Regions from separate parts of the Mus musculus genome. Here regions 2 and 3 are each linked to region 1. Evidence: chromatin loops called from intact Hi-C (ENCODE). Cell type or tissue: gastrocnemius. All regions are shown on one strand. Each heading gives the region's core, and the rest is flanking DNA. Links, peaks and the distances in the headings are about the cores only. Region 1 overlaps Usp8 (ubiquitin specific peptidase 8). Region 2 overlaps Snrnp200 (small nuclear ribonucleoprotein 200 (U5)). Region 3 overlaps Ap4e1 (adaptor-related protein complex AP-4, epsilon 1).

The links. A loop is a pair of places that touch in the nucleus more often than their neighbours do. Peaks named below come from ENCODE experiments on the same cell type or tissue, not always from the same donor. Only the 100,000 strongest peaks of a DNase experiment are listed, where the experiment ranks them.
Region 2: it touches region 1 in a loop (3-fold over the local background); 6 of 42 quality-filtered maps call a loop at or near these places.
Region 3: a loop joins it to region 1, with 2.3 times the contacts of the local background. A loop is called at or near these places in 3 of 42 quality-filtered maps.

What each region holds. Positions count from the first base shown.
Region 1 is chr2:126,735,705-126,744,322 of GRCm38, reverse strand. It overlaps Usp8 (ubiquitin specific peptidase 8), which reads right to left. Exons shown (of 19, transcript NM_019729.3): 8 at 7,812-7,974; 9 at 6,768-6,912; 10 at 6,241-6,464; 11 at 1,642-2,199. Among named protein-coding and RNA genes, the nearest start is that of Usp8, 33 kb to the right of the region's middle. In gastrocnemius, for the core only: no CTCF peak of the experiment used is centred there; a DNase peak (open chromatin) is centred at 3,792.
Region 2 is chr2:127,221,216-127,229,833 of GRCm38, reverse strand. Snrnp200 (small nuclear ribonucleoprotein 200 (U5)) reads right to left here. Exons shown (of 45, transcript NM_177214.5): 15 at 7,896-8,089; 16 at 7,580-7,703; 17 at 5,104-5,253; 18 at 4,641-4,751; 19 at 3,697-3,828; 20 at 3,351-3,539; 21 at 2,692-2,889; 22 at 1,805-1,957; 23 at 1,609-1,689; 24 at 1,209-1,292; 25 at 669-775; 26 at 230-348. Among named protein-coding and RNA genes, the nearest start is that of Snrnp200, 17 kb to the right of the region's middle. In gastrocnemius, for the core only: no CTCF peak of the experiment used is centred there; no DNase peak of the experiment used is centred there.
Region 3 is chr2:127,013,977-127,016,476 of GRCm38, reverse strand. Ap4e1 (adaptor-related protein complex AP-4, epsilon 1) reads right to left here. Exons shown (of 21, transcript NM_175550.3): 3 at 2,184-2,307. Among named protein-coding and RNA genes, the nearest start is that of Ap4e1, 6.5 kb to the right of the region's middle. In gastrocnemius, for the core only: no CTCF peak of the experiment used is centred there; no DNase peak of the experiment used is centred there.

The DNA of each region.
Region 1 (8,618 bases), core at 2,307-4,806:
GGCTATACAGAGAAACCCTGTCAAAAAACAAAAACAAAAACAAAAACAAAAAACAAAAAACCTTTTAAGTCTCTCTGAAAGGTGTATTCTATTGTCAAGTTTAAATGTGAGTTCATTTGGGATTTCATACCACTAAAGAGAAAAATGAACCAGTGAAGAAAATAAAACTCAATAGAACGTGAAGCACTGGTTTACAATGCAGTATAAAATGTTAAATATTATGTTCTTATAGTGTATATACACCATGCTCTCAGAGTCTACTGCTTATATCCTATATGGTTTTTATTAACTTGAAAAGGGCTGTCCTCTAATATATTTTAAACATAAGCAAGAGAATGCTGAAAATACAGAATTTTACACAGATCATATTCAAAATGCAAGGTCTATTTATTAACTAAACCTTTTTTGCATGTGTTCTCTACCCACACATGTCATAACCTGAGGGCCGCTGAGGTTTCTAGGGTGTTTACAGCACCTCAAATGACTCTACACATATGAAAGTGTTAAGTTCTTAAGACTGTCTCCAGTACAGGAAGGGGGAAAGAGGCTGTCTTCCAATTTCACTCCCTATGGAATTCTAGGCAGACGACAGCCTCTGAGCTCAGTTTTGCCTGTAAACTCACTACTCACTACCTTATGGGGCTACCTCTATAAATAAAAAATGTTGGCAAATACTTGACATGCCTTGAGTGTTTTGAGGTATTTAAACTGTATCTTAAGTAGGAACTTCATCTCTCTAATTGTAGGTGTTTAGAAAATTCTCAAACAGGCGTTGTATTCTGTTGAGCTTTCCTCAGTGTTGAAGTCATGGGCTTATTGACGCCGAGTGAGCTGATCTACAGGTATGTGCAGTACACCTGGCTACTCTAGTGAGGTTAGCCCGTGGTCCCTGAGCATTGTATTAATATGGTCTGTAAATCTGGAAAATGTGACTAAAGTACTGTTTGAAAGGTATGCATTTTGTAAGGTAGCATTTTGCTTTCCAGCCTTCATTTCTGCACTACCAAAACTGTTTTCTATTTACTTGTATGTACGTAAAAGTAAGCTGTTAGTGTTCCTGCTGTTACATAGTAGTCAAAAGGAAAGGACACTGTTAGCTGTACAAAGAAAACAAATTAAAAGTATATCATTCCATGAACATATCTTCCAAAATTAAGGCAATCAACTTTTGAGTATGTAGTTAAGGACAGAAAAAAGTAACTGATTTTAAGTGTACGAACAGAAACAAAATCATACAGACTGATCAAAAATATCATTATATGTAAAATAAATGTCAGGCTGTCGATGTTACTGACTGTACATCCTATGTAGACAAAATGACCTCCATCTACTGGGCCTTATTTCTCCATTATGAGATTGTATTTTATCCTCGTCTTTTGATGGTCACACACCAAGCAAGCACAGAAATGCATATGACTATTTCTAGCAATAATTATAAGTTGTATGACATTTTATAAACGAAAGATTCTATGGCCAACCAATCAATTTACATCATCACAGGCCTCAAAGGAAAGCAGAGAAGCCAATACCAATGGATCAGGACGGTCTCTCACCCCTTGAGCACTGTCCAGAATGCCTGTTCTGTTTGTGGAAGGCCACTGTGTCACCATCTTATACACATTTACTGTTCGTTTTACCTACCTTGCCTGCATTCAGCTCTCCTGACACGGATGCAGGGGACACATCTGCTGGCCTCTTCTGCGCCTCTGACGTGGGACACCTTTTACCTTCCACAGGTACCTTAGCATCAGAAGCTTCATGCTCACTCTTACTTTGTCTTTGTGTTCCTGTGGCTTCCTGGGCCCCGTCTGCTGAAAGCTCTCTGTCTTCCGTCTTGGTCTGTTTGCTGTCTTTTTTCTCTTGTCCATCCTTTGCTTTGTGCTGATTCTCAGTGGAGTCACGTTCATCTGCATCCTGTGTCTTTCCAGCTTTGCGCTCTTGTTCCTCCCTTCTCAGCTTCTCTTTCTGTTCCTTCTGCTGCTTGTCCCAAAGTTCCTTCTCCTGTTTATTCTTTTCCATAAGAAGGGCAGTTTCTTGATGAATACGAGCCTTTTCTTCATCTGTTAACATGGTGGTTGGAGAGGGAAATACTGGCTTGGTGGATCGATCAGAAAGAACTCTTCCACTCTGATCTGTATTTTCAGATTTTATTCTATGATCTTCAGGCAACTTGACTGACGGTTTTTTCGTACGATCAACCTAGAGAAACACAAATAGAACAAATGTGCTTTTAGTGCTGTTTCGAGACTAGTTCTTATATATAGGCTAAGTTGGCCCCAAACCTACTTCAGTTTCATGTTCTGGGCTCAGAAGAGTTACATGTCTTAATGACAGACCACAGAACCAAGACCTGACAGAGGAGTCTGAAGCTCCATACCAATACACCCACCTACACCCTCCCCATCTCCACATAAGTGCCCCATAATACCTTACACCCAGATGGCCAAAAATGAATGAATGATGCCCACAAATACAGTTTCCCTCTACTCTCCACACAGCTGTATACACTACACCAGTCGCCTGGCAGCTCTAGGCCATGTTCTTCCCACAGCTTTCTGCTGCCTGGTAAAATTCCATTCAGCTTTACCTCCATCCCCGAGACTACCAGGAAGCCTACTGCCTAACATCATTCTCTCTTCCCAAACTCCAGAAGAGCCTCCCACTACCCGCTCACCTCTTTTGTCCCATTTTCAGTTACACATCTTATGTGCCCAGCATAAGGGTGAAAGTTAAAGAACAATTTTGTAGAGTTGGTTCTTTTCTCCCGCCTTTATGGAACACCTTCTAGGAATTGAATTCAAGTCACCAGGTTTATCTGGCAAGAGCCTTTATCTGCCCAGCCATTCACTCACCCAAGTAATCATCGTAAAACAAATCTGACCATGTTTCTCTTTTGTTTAATAACATCCTATTTTACATTGCTATTCATATTTAAGTTGTAGTACACATACATATACCTACATACAAAATGAATAAATGAATTAAATAAACTTTATCATAGCCTGACTACTATTCATTCTTTAATACTTAAACATTTTTCTTCCTTTATCTATTTTTAATATTTACTTATTTGTATTTTATGTGCCTTGGTGTTTTGCCTGTATGTCCATGTGAGTGTGTCAGGCCCCTGGGACTGGAATTACAGACAGTTGTGAGCTGCTATGTCAGTGTGGGAACTGAACCCAAATCTTCTGGGAGAGCAGCCAGTACTCTTAACTGCTAAGCCATCTTTCCAGCCCCAACATAGCTATTTATTATTTTGTGTGTGCACACTGCATGTGATGTGAATGCAGAGTCAAGTGTGAAGGTCAAAAGGCAACTCCTGGAAGTTGGGTCTTTTCCTGCCATGTTGCAGGATTCAGGGACTGAAGCGGACCTCAGGTCATCAGGCCTGTGCATAAATGCCTGTACCCACTAAACCATCTCACCAGCCCCACTTCTTTATTCTTGTACCTTATTATTATATATATTTTACAGCTAGTATTAATTTTACTTATTTAGTAGGGAGAGTCAGAAGACAGCCTGCAGGAGTTGGTTCCCCTTCTACCACATAGGTCCTAGAGTTCAAACTCAAGCCACCTTTAACTACTGAGCCATCTTGTTGGCCCTCCATCTTACTGTTTGAGCCAGGGTCTTTCACTGAGCCTGGAGCTCACTGATCAAGTAGATGGCTAGCCAGCAGGCCCAAGATTCCCTTACTCTGGCCTCCCCAGTTCCAGGATTACAGGAGTGTGATGCTGCACCTGGCTCTCATGTGGCTGTGAGGCCCTCAACTCAGATCCTCACACTTGCACAAGAGGCTCTCTATTGGCTGGGCCATCTGCCAGCACCACATCTGAGGGAGAAAGCTGCCGTATTCTAGAACGTGAGCACTGAGAGGTGCTTTAGCTGCTCTAACAACATTGTGAGAAGTAACCCTAACATTTCTTGGAAATACTGTGTGTTGAAACAGCAAGGAGAACTTAACTGAGAACTTCCTAATAATGATCTAATGCAGCATGCTTATAAAATGTATTTTATGTTCCCATTAGAACAAAGTCAGTGGGGAAAAAAATCCCAATTCCTTTTCACTTTTATTTTTTGCCTTTTTACTTTTTCAAATAAGCAAAAAAATCCCCCAAATAAACAAAATCACCTATTCTTTTCTACAATTGAGACCGAAGTAGGAAGAACCACTGTGGAGATGAAGCCAACACTAAAAGTGGAGCCGGACCTAAAACCAAAGCTTCGATCCCTAGCTGCTGGCACACTCACCCTCCCCAGTCTGAGAAACACCACACTTTCCTATCTTAAACTTACAATTCCTTCCTCAGCTCCTCATACCTGTAGAACAAAGCTCAGATTAGATCCAATTCTCTGTCACTGGCTGTCTTTCTGGTCTCCTGTGCTGTCATGGTGCTCTCCTCAGCATGAACCCTCAGCTACGCAGGTCAAGAGCTGTCTGCCCCCAGTCACTCACTTTCCAACCCGTCTCTGCATCTGTAAACCCATTAAGACCTCAGAGCCAGAAAGCTGCTGCTTCTCTATAGAAAAGAAACTCAGTTCTCCTGCTCTGCTCCCCAAGGGCTAGACAGCAATGGTGAACTATTCTGTGACTGGGCTCTCTCTACACCAGATCTCTCTCAGTCACTGCAGAGAATCCATCCTACCCACATTTACAAACCTTCAAATAGAAATTTCCTCAATTGCTTCTCAGATTATTGAGTGCAGTGAACCTCAAAATACACTGGAAAAACTATATTCTCAGTCATCTTGGATATACAAGTATTAGAATTCAATTAAAATGAAGGCATTTACAATAATATACCTTCTCTTTATAATGTCTTATATTTATACTTTAAGAAGACTTATTTATTCAATTTGTTTAATATTTAATCTGAAATATTAGATAACTTTAAAAATGATGAAGATACTGACTTTCGACAGCTCTAAAGAAATCAGCATCATCCACTTCAAATGTTAATACTGCAGGGAAAGCGACTGCTACAGATCCATAATGAATACTGTCTAGGCAAGTTTTATTACTGTTTCTTCAAAGAGAACCTAACAAGAACCTCTAAATTTTTATCTGAATATCATTCAATATCTTTAAATAACTATCATTAACATTTCAAACGCCAATGAAATGGAACTAAAATATGTTTTAAAGCCAGAACACTGACATTTCACCTCTCTGATAAGCAAAAGTAGGCAAACCACTCTCCACAGTGATGGGCTCCATTTTCTACAGTGATGGGCCTACCCTCCACAGTGCAATGTTTTGTTTGTAAAAGTCTGCTTCTGTCCGGAGCACGTCAGAGAACTGTTCTCATCATTACTCTGAACAGTCCAGTATGGTAGCTGGCTGCTCACCTAGCCTCTGTAACCACCACAAGTAATGCAGAGAGGACTTAAGCTCTGGGTGGTGCGCAGGTGACACACAGATGTGTAAGAGGGACCGAGCACTTGCAGACTTGGTTATTCTCATGGAGTCCTGAGAGCCATCTGAGGCAGACACTTGAGGGCAGCCGTGCCAGTCAAATCACAGCAACGTCACCAGCTGAGCTCTTCCATCTACCTCGGAACACAAGCTGTTGCTACAGGTTATGAGAAATGGCCACCAGCGAGCTTTGAAGTCTTGTAGGGAGTCTAATATAGCCAGGGCAACAGAGGTAATTATTATAAAAGGTTTTTGTTAAAAATAAAGTGCCTGGGGCTAGAGAGACCGTTCGGTGGTTAAGAGTACCAACTGCTTGTCCAGAGGTTCTGAGTTCAATTCCCAGCAACCACATGGTGGCTCACAACCATCTGTAATGGGATTGGATGCCCTCTTCTGGTGTGTCTGAAGACAGAGACAGTATTCATTTACATAAAATAAATAAATCTTTTTAAAAATTAATTAACTTATTTAATGTATACAAGTACACTGTAGCTGTCTTCAGACATACCAGATCCCATTACAGATGGTTGTGAGCCACCATGTGGTTTCTGGGAACTGAACTCAGGACCTCTGGAAGAGCAGTTGGTGCTCTTAACCACTGAGCCATTTCTCCAGCTTCCCAAATAAATAAATAAATCTTAAAAAAAATAAAATAAATAAAGGTGCCAAGATGCACAAATCCTTCTGAGGTTATATTTTCTAAGGTATCATAGATAATATATAAAATTCTGTGTAACATGTGTCAATATGACATTAAAACAAAAGAATAAAGTTAGTAAAAAACAAACAAACAAACAAACAAACAAACGCCAAGACAATACCTGTGGAACACTCTTTGTAGCAGGCGCTGGCTGAATTATGGGTGAGGCTTCAGCTCTGGGAGCCGCACCAGGTCCAGCTAGAGCTGGCTGGGTTGACAGTCTCAGCTTTTCATCTTGATCAGTTACCAACAGTGCCTTTTCATTTGTTTCTATAGGAGGAGGTGGCATCTGGGTAGGAAGTTTGGAAGGAACTGGTTCTTCCAATGAGGGATAAGTAAAATCCACTAAAATTGCCAAAAGAACAATACATTTATTTAAGAACCGCAAACTTCACACACAGTACTTACGTGCTATGCAGGCTATGTGTGATAGCTAACAGAGTGAAAGGGCAATCACCACTGTCTTAAAGAACATGAACTCCTAGTCTGTGTTGTTTTTCCTGAAAACAAACTAGCATTTCATAGGACAAAGGCATATACAAGTAAGGTTACCCTGAACACCTAAGTGTTTTAGACTGTACTGAAGCAATTTTAAACACAATTTTCACATACATACATACATACATACATACATACATACATACATACATGAGACAGACACCTCTTCAGCTCTGCTCCGAGGGGGTGGAGTGACCTTAGCATTGGTTGTAAACTGCGGGTAGCAAAGCAGCCAGTTTTCATAGCCGCCCTCCAACACCAAAGGCTCATGGCGCAGGACAGTTTTACTTTCCCACTACAAAATAAAGATAGATATCTTTAAGACGGGACAGTCTCTTGACAGCAAAAACCACAGATCACAACAAACCCAAGTGTGGAACTGTTCCCTGTTAAGCAAAATGAAAACAAAAAAATAAATTCAAAATACAACATTAAATGAAGATATATAAAGTTTAAGAACCCAAAAACAATCTATGATCTTAGATGAAAAGTTATAAAATAATCACAAAACAAAGCCTACCTAGCCCTGAGCGCCTAGACCTGATAGCACTTCTACACTCTGCGGTTTATTCCTACCTCCTGCACATATACACACTTTTCAAAATGTGTTTCTATAAAATAATGGTTTTTCAAGATAAGGCTTCTGTGTCTAATAGCCCTGGCTATCCTAGAACTTGCTTTGTAGATCAGGCTAGCCTGAAACAGAGATTGGCCAGCCTGCCTCTGCCCTACCCCCATCCCCCACTGGAGTGCTGGGATTAAAAGCATGCCCCACCCTCCACTCCACCCCAGCTTAAAATAACAAAACTCTTAATTTGTCTTTTCTTTTATATGAATTTCATTAACTGTTGCATCACTTATATGATTGCCCCCTCCCCTGTGTGTCTGTACACAGATATTTCAAAATGTAATGAATCACTTAAAACACTCCCAACCCTGCCACACTGGGATAGACACCAAAGATAAGCACCCATGCTGTCACCCGCTTAAGTACAATTTCTGAAAAGAGAATGACTGAACCCAGGCTCACTAACACATTATGACTTTCAATATTAAATATTCACCTCCGAGATGATTACTGAGCACAACTTTGTAAGAGTACAGTTGGTTTAAAAGTCTAACAGAGCCAGTCAAAATAACCAGACTCCCAACAATCAGACAACGGCAGTTAGAGTAATGAGGAAAGCCCCCAACCTTGAAAAGTGCATCTTTCAGACTCCGTAGAGTGGTCCCAAGCAGCAAATCTTTCGCTGAACTAAACCAGTCGAGAAGGACCACATAGTCCACACTCCCCCTCTTTTTCCATGTGTCTTTAGAATCATCTGAGAGGTTTGCTTCAATCCAACTAGCAGTGACTCTGAAATACATGAGCATTTGTATTGAGGCAAAGTTGAGCATATTCTGTGCCATACCAGGACAAGCTTTCCCAAGTTAAGCTCCATATTAAGATATTAACTAGCCAAAGATATTCTATCCCTTCTTTACTGCATGTTAGTGCTTTAGTAATTACTAGAGAGGGAAAGAAACAGACTCAATTTTAACTTCTTTTTCTTTTTTTTTTTTTTTCTTTTTGGTTTTTCGAGACAGGGTTTCTCTGTATAGCCCTGGCTGTCCTGGAACTCACCCTGTAGACCAGGCTGGCATGGAACTCAGAAATCCACCTGCCTCTGCCTCCCGAGTGCTGGGATTAAAGGTGTGTGCCATCATGCCAGGCTTCAATTCTAACTTCTTAAAAAAAAAAAAAAAAAAAAAAAAAAAAAAAAGATGGGGGTTGGCTCAGAGATCCTGAGCTCAATTCCCAGCAACCACATGGTGGCTCACAGCCATCCTTAATGAGATCTGACTCCCTCTTCTGGAGTGTCTGAAGTCAGCAACAGTGTACTTATGTAAAATAAATAAATAAATCTTATAAAAAAAAGATGGGGGTGGGACACAGCAAAACTGAAAACAGGAAATCACCTGGACCCCTTCTCAGCCAAATCTAAACTGTAGAGTCACGTT
Region 2 (8,618 bases), core at 3,757-6,256, 480 kb before region 1:
AAACAGGGCCCAAGGCGACTGTGGAAAGGAGCAGATTCTAGCCAGTGCATAGGCTCCCCACTTTAGCCTCAGTGCAATACTAACAGTTCAAAGTCCTGAGTGTAAGAGTGGCCTTACACAATAGTAAGATATAAACATGAGAACTAGTGCCCAGGGTCTAGGAACAGGAAGGAGGAGGCTGACAGAGAAAGGTGACTGGGCTGCAGGACAGGACAAGACCTTCACGCACCTATCTCATTATGATTCAAGTCATACAGCCGCTCAAAGGGGAAGTTTTTCTTCTCAATCTTCTTCACTACTTCCTCAGGAAGTTTTCGGAACTGGCGAAGAGGACACATGGACTGCCACCTATTCAGAAAGGAGACAGAGCTGGGTCACCTCTTTTGTAGCACTGTAAATAAACTGCCTTCCCCACGTTTTTCATCACTGCTTCCAACAGTCTGGAATAACTACACAGACCCTACATTAGAGGAAGATGTCTGAAACTGACAGCAGAAAGACCAGAAAGCCAATCCAGCTGTTGCCCCCCCAGCCCTACCCTCTACAGGGGCTTCCCACTTCCCAGCTTTCACCTAGGTTCATGCCATATCTCAGCCACCAGGACTGAACATCAAATGCACTAAGGCCCAAATTCACAGCAACCAGCCTCTAGCTCACTGAGCCCTTACATGCGCTTGTCAATCATCTTGCAGAGATTCAGGGTCTTATCTGTAAGCTGTGCCCAACCTCGGTTCAGGACAATTTCGAAGATTGCACGCATCAACCGGCCAGCCGACTAGGGAAAGACAAGTATTCCAGTTGTGAAGTCTTATCTACCACAATTTGATGAGCTCGAGATCTGAGGAGATCACTCATACCAATTCAGAAACAAGAGTTTTTCTGCCTCCTACCTTTTTAGGTTAAGACAGAGAAATTAATAAAATATTTTGTCATGTTTTATGACCATGAAGCTATGGTGGGAAGTCACTTTTCCTGGAGAAGGTGACATGCCCTGTGGATCTCTCTCTACAAGGACCTACAGAGCCTCTTAGCACTTTATAAAGCCCGCCCTTCCTGCACGCTCAATATCAGCACAATAGAGTGGTGAATTAAAGTGGCAGCAGGCAGCTGGCCCACCAGCAGTATCTGGCCACCTTGCTTTGAGGAACACAGTACAGAGAACCCAGGAACTATTTAGACTCTGCTCATCACTCAGTGCAACTCCTCACCTGGGTCACATACACCATGTCAGCCATCAGCGCAAAGCCTTCGAGTTTCAGCTGTGAGATGAAGGCTTGGAGAAGCACGTTGATCTGCAAAGAAGCAAAGGAGCTAGCGGAGGCTGGTCACTGACCGACTGCTCAAAGAAATTATCTGCACTTCTGCTCTGGGAACATGTTCCAGACAGAACCTTCCATGGTTCCTGATTTACACATGAAATGGTTATTATTCCATATAAAATATATGTGAGAAAGAAGCAGAGTAGGACAATTGGGAAGCAGGGGTCCGACCAGTCGTACAGCACATAACAGGTCAACCTCTAACACTCCCCAAGAGGAGAAAGAATTGTACAAGTTACCATTTGTGAAACCAAGTTCAAGATTCATCTCAAAGTGAAGACGTGCTTACCTTAGCGCTGGGTTCCTCAATGCTCTCCTTTACAGGGATGGGCACTCTCTCCAGCAACTTCTGCAGCTCCAGCTTCTCCTCCTGTCTCAAGGAAAGACAGGTCTTAGAAAATCCACAGGGCAAGGATGAAGGAAAAAAGAATCCAGCAGCCTGGCAAGGGTCCTAAACTCCTGGCCTGCCAGGCTCACAGGCTCACCTCTCTTACAGTGATGTTCTTGAACTCTGAGGACAAGGAGAACACTCGGAAAAGCTCAATCTCACTCAGAGTAGGCTTCAGCAGCTGGTTGTAGGTCTGCACAGTATCATTGGTGATATAGTAGTGACTTGCTATCCGGCCAAGTTCTGTCACCTAGAAAGAAAGAAGACTCAGTAAGAGATCAGCCCCCAGCTTCTAACATCAAGTGACTGTCCTACGAGGACAACTGCTGCTCGATTCAAGCAACTCGGCACAATAAGAAAGATGATACAACAAACTGACCAATGCAGAAGTGATACTATGAAAGCAAACATATGCCTTAGCTCAACCTGATTTCTGAAACTTAAAACTTTTCAAACCTAAGGACTGGAGAGACGGTTCAGTGAGAGGAGGTTGCTCATCCAGTTGACCTGGGGTTCCATTCCCAGCACCCATATGGTGGCTCAGGAGCATCTCCAGTCCCAGGGAGCCACTACCCAATTCTGGCCTCTATGGGGACCAGGCACTCTAGCTTCCATGGGGACATGTGCTACACAGACAAACATGCAAACAAAACACTCATACACATAAAGTAATAAAAATTTAAAAGAAAGGTGCGGTGGCGCACGCCTTTAATCCCAGCACTTGAGGGGAGGCAGAGGCAGGCAGATTTCTGAGTTCGAGGCCAACGTGGCCTACAGAGTGAGTTCCAGGACAGCCAGGGCTACACAGAGAAACTCTGTCTCGAAAAAAATAAAAAAATAAAAGAAAATAAACATTTGAAAGTTAAGTTCATAGCTCACAGGGCACTGTTTAATCTAACTAGACATAGGTAATTAGATGGGCAATACATAAATCAAGGACCTAAACATTTGCTAAAATTTTCTCAAAAATCACACGCTAATCACCTGGAAGTTGCCTGTCTTCTTGTCGTACTTGACCAGATTGTTCTTGTCCAGCATCAAGGCAGCAGTGTGAACAAGATCGAGTCGGCGCTGGTCCAGCAAGGGATCTCCCTTGAGGTCATCATGAGAAATGCCATAGAGGGTAGGGGACCGGAGCATTCGGATGTATAGGTAGGCATAGCCCAGCCAGTTCACTGCATCCTGCAAGACAGCTCATGGTGTTTAGCATGACGACCTGCTCAAGTCCAAACAGAAGCACCACAGATAGCTTGGACACTAATTCTTTTTTTTTTTTCTCCCGAGACAGGGTTTCTCTGTGTAGCCCTGATTGTCCTCAAACTCAGAAATCTGCCTGCCTCTGCCTCCCAAGTGCTGGAATTAAAGGCATGTGCCACCACTTGGACACTTAATTCTTAAGCACAAGGACCCACATTACAATGTATTCTGAATGTTTTCAGTATTTCAATTTAAAAAACCCTTTCAAGTATCTTAAACATAAAAGGAACTATATACCACAAACCCACGAAGCTTGCCCTGCATGAGCTGTGGTCCAAAGCTTGAGACACTGCTGGACCCAAACATCCTCACAGGAGTTATGTCACTCTAAGTCACCTGAGTCATTGAGGAAAAGTGTGAAGCTCTGAAGACAAAGCTTTCCCTACCTTTGCATTCTGGACATTGCCCAGAACAATTTCCGCATTGAGCATGTCAGGCAGCTTGGAGACCATCTGGCTCTCGATAGGCAGCTGCTGGTTGAGGAGGGAGAGGTAGTACTGGAGCTCCCCATGGGATGTGATGAGGATGCCTTCACCCTTGGTGTCATACTGCGGCCGTCCAGCACGGCCCAGCATCTAAGGCAGAAGCAATAAAAGAAAATGTTATGGCAACGCTTTTGACTCAACAAGTTACACACTTTAGAACTTGGTCTTGATCTGCCATCTTTGCAGCATCCTTGGACCCCAGGCCCAGGAGTTCATCCCATTGAGAATCATCTCAGAGGCTCTGTACCTGCAGGATATCCAGTGCTCCCAGCTCTGTCCAACGCCCCTTCTCTGGACTGTACACTTGGGTACCTTTAATGATGACTGTATGTGCAGGAAGATTTACACCCCACGCCAGAGTTGCGGTGGAAACTAAAACCTGCAGAGTTTGTAAAGAAGGATAATAAGGACAACAGACCCCACCATAGCAGGGCCATATCCTTCGCTTGTCTGGTGCCTGAGCTTAACCGGAGGCAGGAGTGGATGTATATTTCAGTACTCAATGTGACACTGGAGCAAAAAGGAAAGCATTTCTTCAGTCTCTTACATATTTGAGAATTAACATACCAAGGTTCCAGAGACATAGGTCAGAAGTTTAAACTTGTATTTATCAACTCAGTTATAAAACATTCAAAATCTACCAACCTGGAAGAGGGAAAGAATGTGGTCCTGACACTGTGAATTACACTGTAGAGTTCTATGAAGCATCCATCCTCTCTTATGCAGTGTATGAAGTGTGGGGAGAGTGAGCATAACTATCACAACCTTCCAGCCTGGGCTAGGCTAGCTGGTCCAGATCTCAAAATGTTTAGAGACGGAGACCGGCTCAGTGGCTGGAACATGTACTACTTTTGCAGAGGACTAGGCTTCAGGTCCCAGAACCCACATATGCTCACAAGAATATGTAACTTCAGTTCCAAGGGATCTGGTGCCCTCCTCTGGCCTCTGAGAGCATCTGCATGCATGTGGTGCACATAAACTCGTTCAAGTCTCACACACACACACACACACACACACACACACACACACACACACACACAAATACATATAAATGACTCTCTTTTTAACAAAAGGTTAGAGATAACACTCAGGGCAGAGCTACAGACAAGTCTCTCAGGGCAGAGCTACAGACAAGTCTCTCAGGGCAGAGCTACAGACAAGTCTGTTTCTACTAGGTTTGCCCCTCCTCACCTGAATATGCTTGTCAGCAAAAAGATCTTCTACAAGTGTTCGGTCAACTCTAGTCATGCCTGCATGATGAATAGCAAAGCCATAGGGCAAAAGATCCTTCAGCTCCAAGTTCTGTGAACAGAAACAGAGTGAGGCCGGCCTCCTGCTAGGACTCCTCCAAGGCCAAAAGGAAGTCCCATAACCACACAGTCCCTTTTAACACACTTATATTCTTAGGTTTGTATATATGCCTGTGTGTGGCATGTGTATGAAAGTCAGTTCTCTTCTTCTACTATGTGAGTCCCAGAGATTGAACTCAGGCCATTAGGATTGGCGACAGGCACCTTTATCTGCTGAGTCATTTCCCTAGCCCCAAGAAAATGACTTTTAACCTGCCTGAACAGAAGCACTCAGTACATATGGTCCCAAAGGACTCTACCCAATATGGAACCAGTCACCAGAGAAGCAGATGGTCCCTTCTTACCTTGCACTGCTCTGCTTCTGTACGAAGGACTTCAGTGGAGGCAGAACCCTCGCGAAGAAACAGACCCAAAGTGTCCTTCTCCAGACACATGTCACGGATTGCCCTTGCTGTCTTCCCAGTTTCTTTTCGAGAATGGACAAACACGAGCACCTAAGAAGAATCATGCAAGAGCTAAAAGGTGCACCTTCAGCAGCTGCTCTCAGAGCACCAGGGCACCAGCTACAGGAAGCAGAAGCTGCTCCACTAGAAACAGAAGCGATGGGTTAGAAAAGTGTCTATGGCAAAAATACATGCTAGTTTGGAAAGAAGTCTAACAGGGCTGACAGTACCAAAGGGAAGCTGGGCATGGTAACTCCAGCTCTAATTCTGCACTCAAGGTCACAGCTAAATTCCAGGCTATGAGTAGGGCTACACAGAGTTTAAGCCCAGCCCAGGACACACAGGGGAAGGAATGTACCAAGGATAGTGGCACAGTCTCACAGCTAAGAAACTAAACTAACCCTAGAATTCTACATTGAACAATAAATCTAAATACACAGTGTATTGAGATTCAAAGACCTCAATCAAGAATATGGTCAGAGCCTTAGCAAGTCTAAGCTAAATAAAGGTGTATTTTCAAAATAATACCAAAACTATTACATTATTTATAAAAATATTTAAATAGTTTGAAACTAGTTCCACATTATATGAAACAGTCCTCCTGAGATCTAGTGTCCTGAAGTCCTACCCTGTCATATAAACTCCTGTGCTTTTTATCAGAAAAAAAAAATGCATAGCTTCTTACTGCCTACCTTATTTAATACTGCTAACTAAAAACTGTTATCAAAGTAACATTCAAAAAAAAAGAGAAAGAAAACAAATAAATAAGTGAACAAACGAACGAATGAAATTATATGTCGGGCAGTAGTGGCACACTACTACTAGTTAGCAGTATTAACTAAGGCAGGCAGTAAGAAGCTATGCATTTCTTTTTCTGGTTAAGAGCATTGACTGCTCTTCTGGAGGTCCTGAGTTCAAATCCCAGTAACCACATGGTGGCTCACAACCATCTGTAATGAGATCAGATGCCCTCTTCTGGTGTGTCTGAAGACAGCTACAGTTTACTTACATATAATAAATAAATCTTAAAAAAATTATTTTGTGTGTCAGAGTAGTGATCAACTCTCTCCATCACCAATTATGTTCTGGGGATCAAACTCAGGTCACCAGTCTTGGGGGCAAGCGCCGTTACCTGCAGAGCCATCTCACTGGCCTGATTTCACTAGGTTCTAATAATTTTCAGCTACAGTTTTGCTATCTTATAGACAGACTGGTTTTTCTAGTTCCACCAATTTGGGGGAGGATAGTATCAACTATGAAGTTATCATTTACGATCACAGGACTATTCAAATTATCTTTCATCTAGGCTATAGTGATAGTTGTTTTCAGGAAATGATCCAATTCTTCTAAGTTATAAGTTTATTTAGTTATTGTTAATTTTTATTTACTTTATGAAATGAATGTTTTATATGCGCATATGTCCATACAACATATATATGCCTGATGTTCACAGAGGCTAGGAGAGGTCAGATCTAGAGTTGATAGACTGGTCTGAGCTTCAATTGTCCTTTGTGAGTAGACAATGCTCTTAACCACTGAGCCATCTATCTACCCCATAAACTGGCCAGTTTATGAGTGATTGTTGACAGTATTCCATCTCCCATTTATGCAGTGATGGAAAATGCAATGAACCGGGGTCAACATGCTATGTATATGTTCTACCACTGAGTTCCATTCCAAGTCCCCAGTCATTTTTTGGATTTTTTTTGGGGGGGAGGGGAGTGGGACCATGAGGGGAATAGGGGTAGGGGGGTACCATTGTATAATCCAAACTGGCCTCCAGCTGGCTTGAGGTCCTCCTGCCTCAGCAACCTAAGCTATGGTATTAGAGGCATGTGCTGACTCTCCTAGCTCCTGACCATTTTCTTCTTCTTCTTTTTTTTAAGGTTTGTTTATTTATTTATTTATTTATTTACTATATGTAAGTACACTGTAGCTGTCTTCAGACACACCACAAGAGGGCATCAGATCTCATTATGGATGGTTATGAGCCACCATGTGGTTTGCTGGGATTTGAACTCAGGACCTTTGGAAGAGCAGTCAGTGCTCTTAACCACTGAGCCATCTCTCCAGACCCTGACCATCTTTTAAAGCAGCTGTAGTAATATAGTAACTCATATTATTTCTGATCACTGGTGAGTCATGCTATTACCTTGTCTATTAGTTTAAGTTAAAAATGGAAAAGGAGCTGGGCGTGGTGGAGCACACCTTTAATCCCAGCACTTGAGAGGCAGAGGCAGGTGGATTTCTGAGTTCAAGGCCAGCCTGGTCTACAGAGTGAGAGAGTGAGTTCCAGGACAGCCAGGGCTACACAGAGAAACCCTGTCTCGAAAAACCAAAAAAAAAAAAGGAAAAGGTTCAAGAACCATCCACAAACCTGATTTTTTCCAGCATGTTCCATGATTTTCTCATAGACTATTTCATTCATGATCTGGAAACGTTTGATAGCTTTTTTCTCTGTGATGCCCACATATGTTTGTTCCAGAGGCACGGGGCGGAAGCTAGAAGTTCAACAGTTATACAAATGAGATTTCTGGCAGAGAACACTGTGAGAGAAGTTACTTTCCATTGACCTAGAAACAATGCTTTCTAAAATACACACAGGAACCCTAAAACTCAATAGTATGCTCCTTAGAGAAGAGTAGGGAACAGGAAGACTGCCTGGGTAACAAGTTTCCAGTTTCTTTTTATACCTGTTATCAAAGTAGAAGAGGCCCTTAGCAGGGTCGACTCGCAGAAAGGTGGCCACATCTTCATAGTTGGGGAGGGTAGCACTGAGACCAATGAGTCGGACATCTTCTTGGGTCATCTCAATGTTTCGGATGGCCCTGGCCACCAAAGCTTCTAAGACAGGACCTCTGTCATCATGTAGAAGATGGATCTCATCCTAAAGAACAGAAAGATGCAAACTGTACAAGTATACAGTCTTAACATGCCGAGTAAAGACAAGAGAGGGACCCTTAAGCCAAGGAATCCTAAAGAACAAAGACAGCTTTTAGTAGAAATATACACTGAGTGTGGACTGTTTAACACTTGTGAGTGAGTCCTTTGATGATACCACAAATCTCCTTACAAATACATGACGGTTCTGACCAGGTTAGAGCAAAGAAGCCTTCCCTTGTGGGCTTTACGCACAGTAAGTTTACACCGCCAACAGCAGTGCTTCTGAGATACAGTAAGCACTGGGAGAACTGCGGATACTGTGGGCAGGCCAGGGACTCAGCACCCGTAGGAGCGGCTGTCAGAGAGCAAGGCTCTAAAAAAGAGGTGAGCAACCTTTTCTTCAAGGGCTGAACATCTGGTACCACACACGCAATACTGTAGGCTAGTGAGCCATGTAACCCTTGTTAAAAAATACTCAGTTCTGGGCTGTCAAGATGGCTCAGCAGTTAAGACCACTGTCTGCTCTTCCAAAG
Region 3 (2,500 bases), core at 1-2,500, 270 kb before region 1:
CCCAGGTTGCCTTTGATTAGTATGATGGCTAGTCTTTGTTGTCAACCTGACTGTATCTGTAACCAACTAAAACCCAAGTAGCTGGACACTCCTGTGAAGGGTTTTCTCGATTGGAGCATTGGAGATGAGAAGAGCCACCCTAAACCTGGGTCATACCTCCCAGCAGCAGCCTATACAACAGGAAGCTGAAGAAGGAAGCTTTGGCTTTTTGCCTGCTTGCCCTCACTTTCACTGGCTGGATGCTCAATCCTGTTGCTAAGGCACTACTTGGATGGAATGAGAACCCATCTCTGTGGATTCCAACACAGACTGAAGACTGGCTTAAGATGGAGTTGTTTTTCACTTCTCCTATAGTGTTCAACAATAATGTAAAAACAATTTTTTTCAGACAGGCACGTTGGCACAGGCCTTTAATCCTGGAACTGTGGGAGACAGAGGCAGATGGATTTCTGTGAGCTCAAGGACAGATGGGGCTACTTAGTGAGGCCCTGTCCCCAAAAGAAAAGAAAACAAACTACAGCCTCAATACCCTAAGAAACCAAACCAAAGCAAACAAGGACACTCCCAATACAACCACCTGGAAGCTAAGTGAGGACGATCATCAGAAACGTTACAGACAAATGGAAACACTCAGCAGGGTGGGCACCAGAAGACACGAAAGCCCACGGTCACAGAAGCCAGGAGTGGTGGTGTGATCCCAGCATCTGGGAAGTAAAAGCAGGAAGATCACCCATGGATAAATAACAGAGGCCAGCCTGGACGACACGAGGCTATCTGCAAGAAGAAAACAACAACAACAGAAAGGAGCCACCCTGCTGAAGGGAATTCTAAGGAACAGTCTGACAACACAGCGCAGTGGCTGTGAAATAAAATGTCTGCAGAGCCAGTCTGAGAGCCACAGGAAAGTCCTGTCTGAAAATGAGGGAAGCCTACTGGAATTATATATAAGCTTTAAAAGAAATCAATTTTAATGATTTCTTTAATAACAGAAAAAGCTCAGGACTATAAAAAGCTTGAATTAGTCTGAAAGCCGAAACAATATATGAAGAAAATTAATATATTGTTAAGAAAAGACACATACTACCACAAGGTATCAGATGGAGGGAGTCACAGAAAGATCTTAGAAGAGTTCACATTTAATGTGGACTATAGACAGGAAGATGCCACGGAACACTCTGCTTTGGAAAAAGGCCACACTAAGGCAGGAGCTAGAAGACGAGGCTCTGTGGTGGAGGGGCGCTCAGTGCGTGGAAGGCTCTACTCTATTTTCTTCCCTCCTCCTTCGCCTGAGTCAGTCAATCCATGAAGACTGCTCATTCCTAGGAGATTGACATTACTATCGCTCTCACGGGATGAAGACCATGTTCCATCCCAACACTGCCCCAGCAACACCTTTGGGGATTTTCATACAACCTGAAACCATTGGAAACAGATTCATGGCTTAAAAGAATTTTTCCAAACACTCTAAAGGATTACTGCAGAAAAAAACAAAAAACTTAATACTTCTAACAGCACAACACTAGCAAGTTTAAAGACTTTTTTTTTATTTTTTTGGTTTTTCGAGACAGGGTTTCTCTGTGTAGCCCTGGCTGTCCTGGAACTCACTTTGTAGACCAGGCTGGCCTCGAACTCAGAAATCCGCCTGCCTCTGCCTCCCAAGTGCTGGGATTAAAGGCGTGCACCACCACGCCTGGCTGTAAGACTTCTTTTTAAAAAGCAAATTAACCAATTAATGAGTAGTCTTCTCTCAGCATGAAAGTAATGGGATTAGATAGGCTTCTTGAAGCAATCGTTACTAAAGTACAATTTACACACCAGGAACTGAGCTGTATGCACAGCTCGTGGGTTGGCAGGAGTGTGTGGCATTTCCCTCTCACACAATCAAGCCCTTCTGAAGTCTCCTTGACTCCAAAAGGATGCACAGGACGCACATGCAGAAAAGCTGACTTTACCTACAGGCTTTGTGTTGCCAAAGCACCAGCTTGGGAAATCTGGGCTGGAATGTAGCTCAGTGGAAGAGAAGCTGACTTAGCATACAGGGTCCACATTTAGTCCCCAAGACTACAAAAGATAAAGTGTGTAACGCAAAACTGTAAAAACATACTATATACCAGCCATCATTTTATATATGGTTAAAACCTTAAAAACGACAGTCAGGACAGAAGTCTTAAACATATACATACCCACTCTTTTTTCTAAGAGGTTTCCTTGTTGGGCCAACTTGATTGCATGTATATAACCAAAAGAAGCATCGTATCCAAGCATCTCACAGTATATAAGTCTCACCATACATTCCTTCATCGTTTTCTGAAAAGTGAAATACCAATCACTATGTAAACAAACAGAATGCTTTCGTTTTCTGTATGTCCCACGCGGTTAACAAGGGAGCCATCTACCCTGGTTATGAAGAACTAATGTAGCTATTTCAAAGCAATTGCCCAATACCAGAATATAGAAATAAAAGCTGCTTCTAACAATTACCAACACTATTTATGTCAAA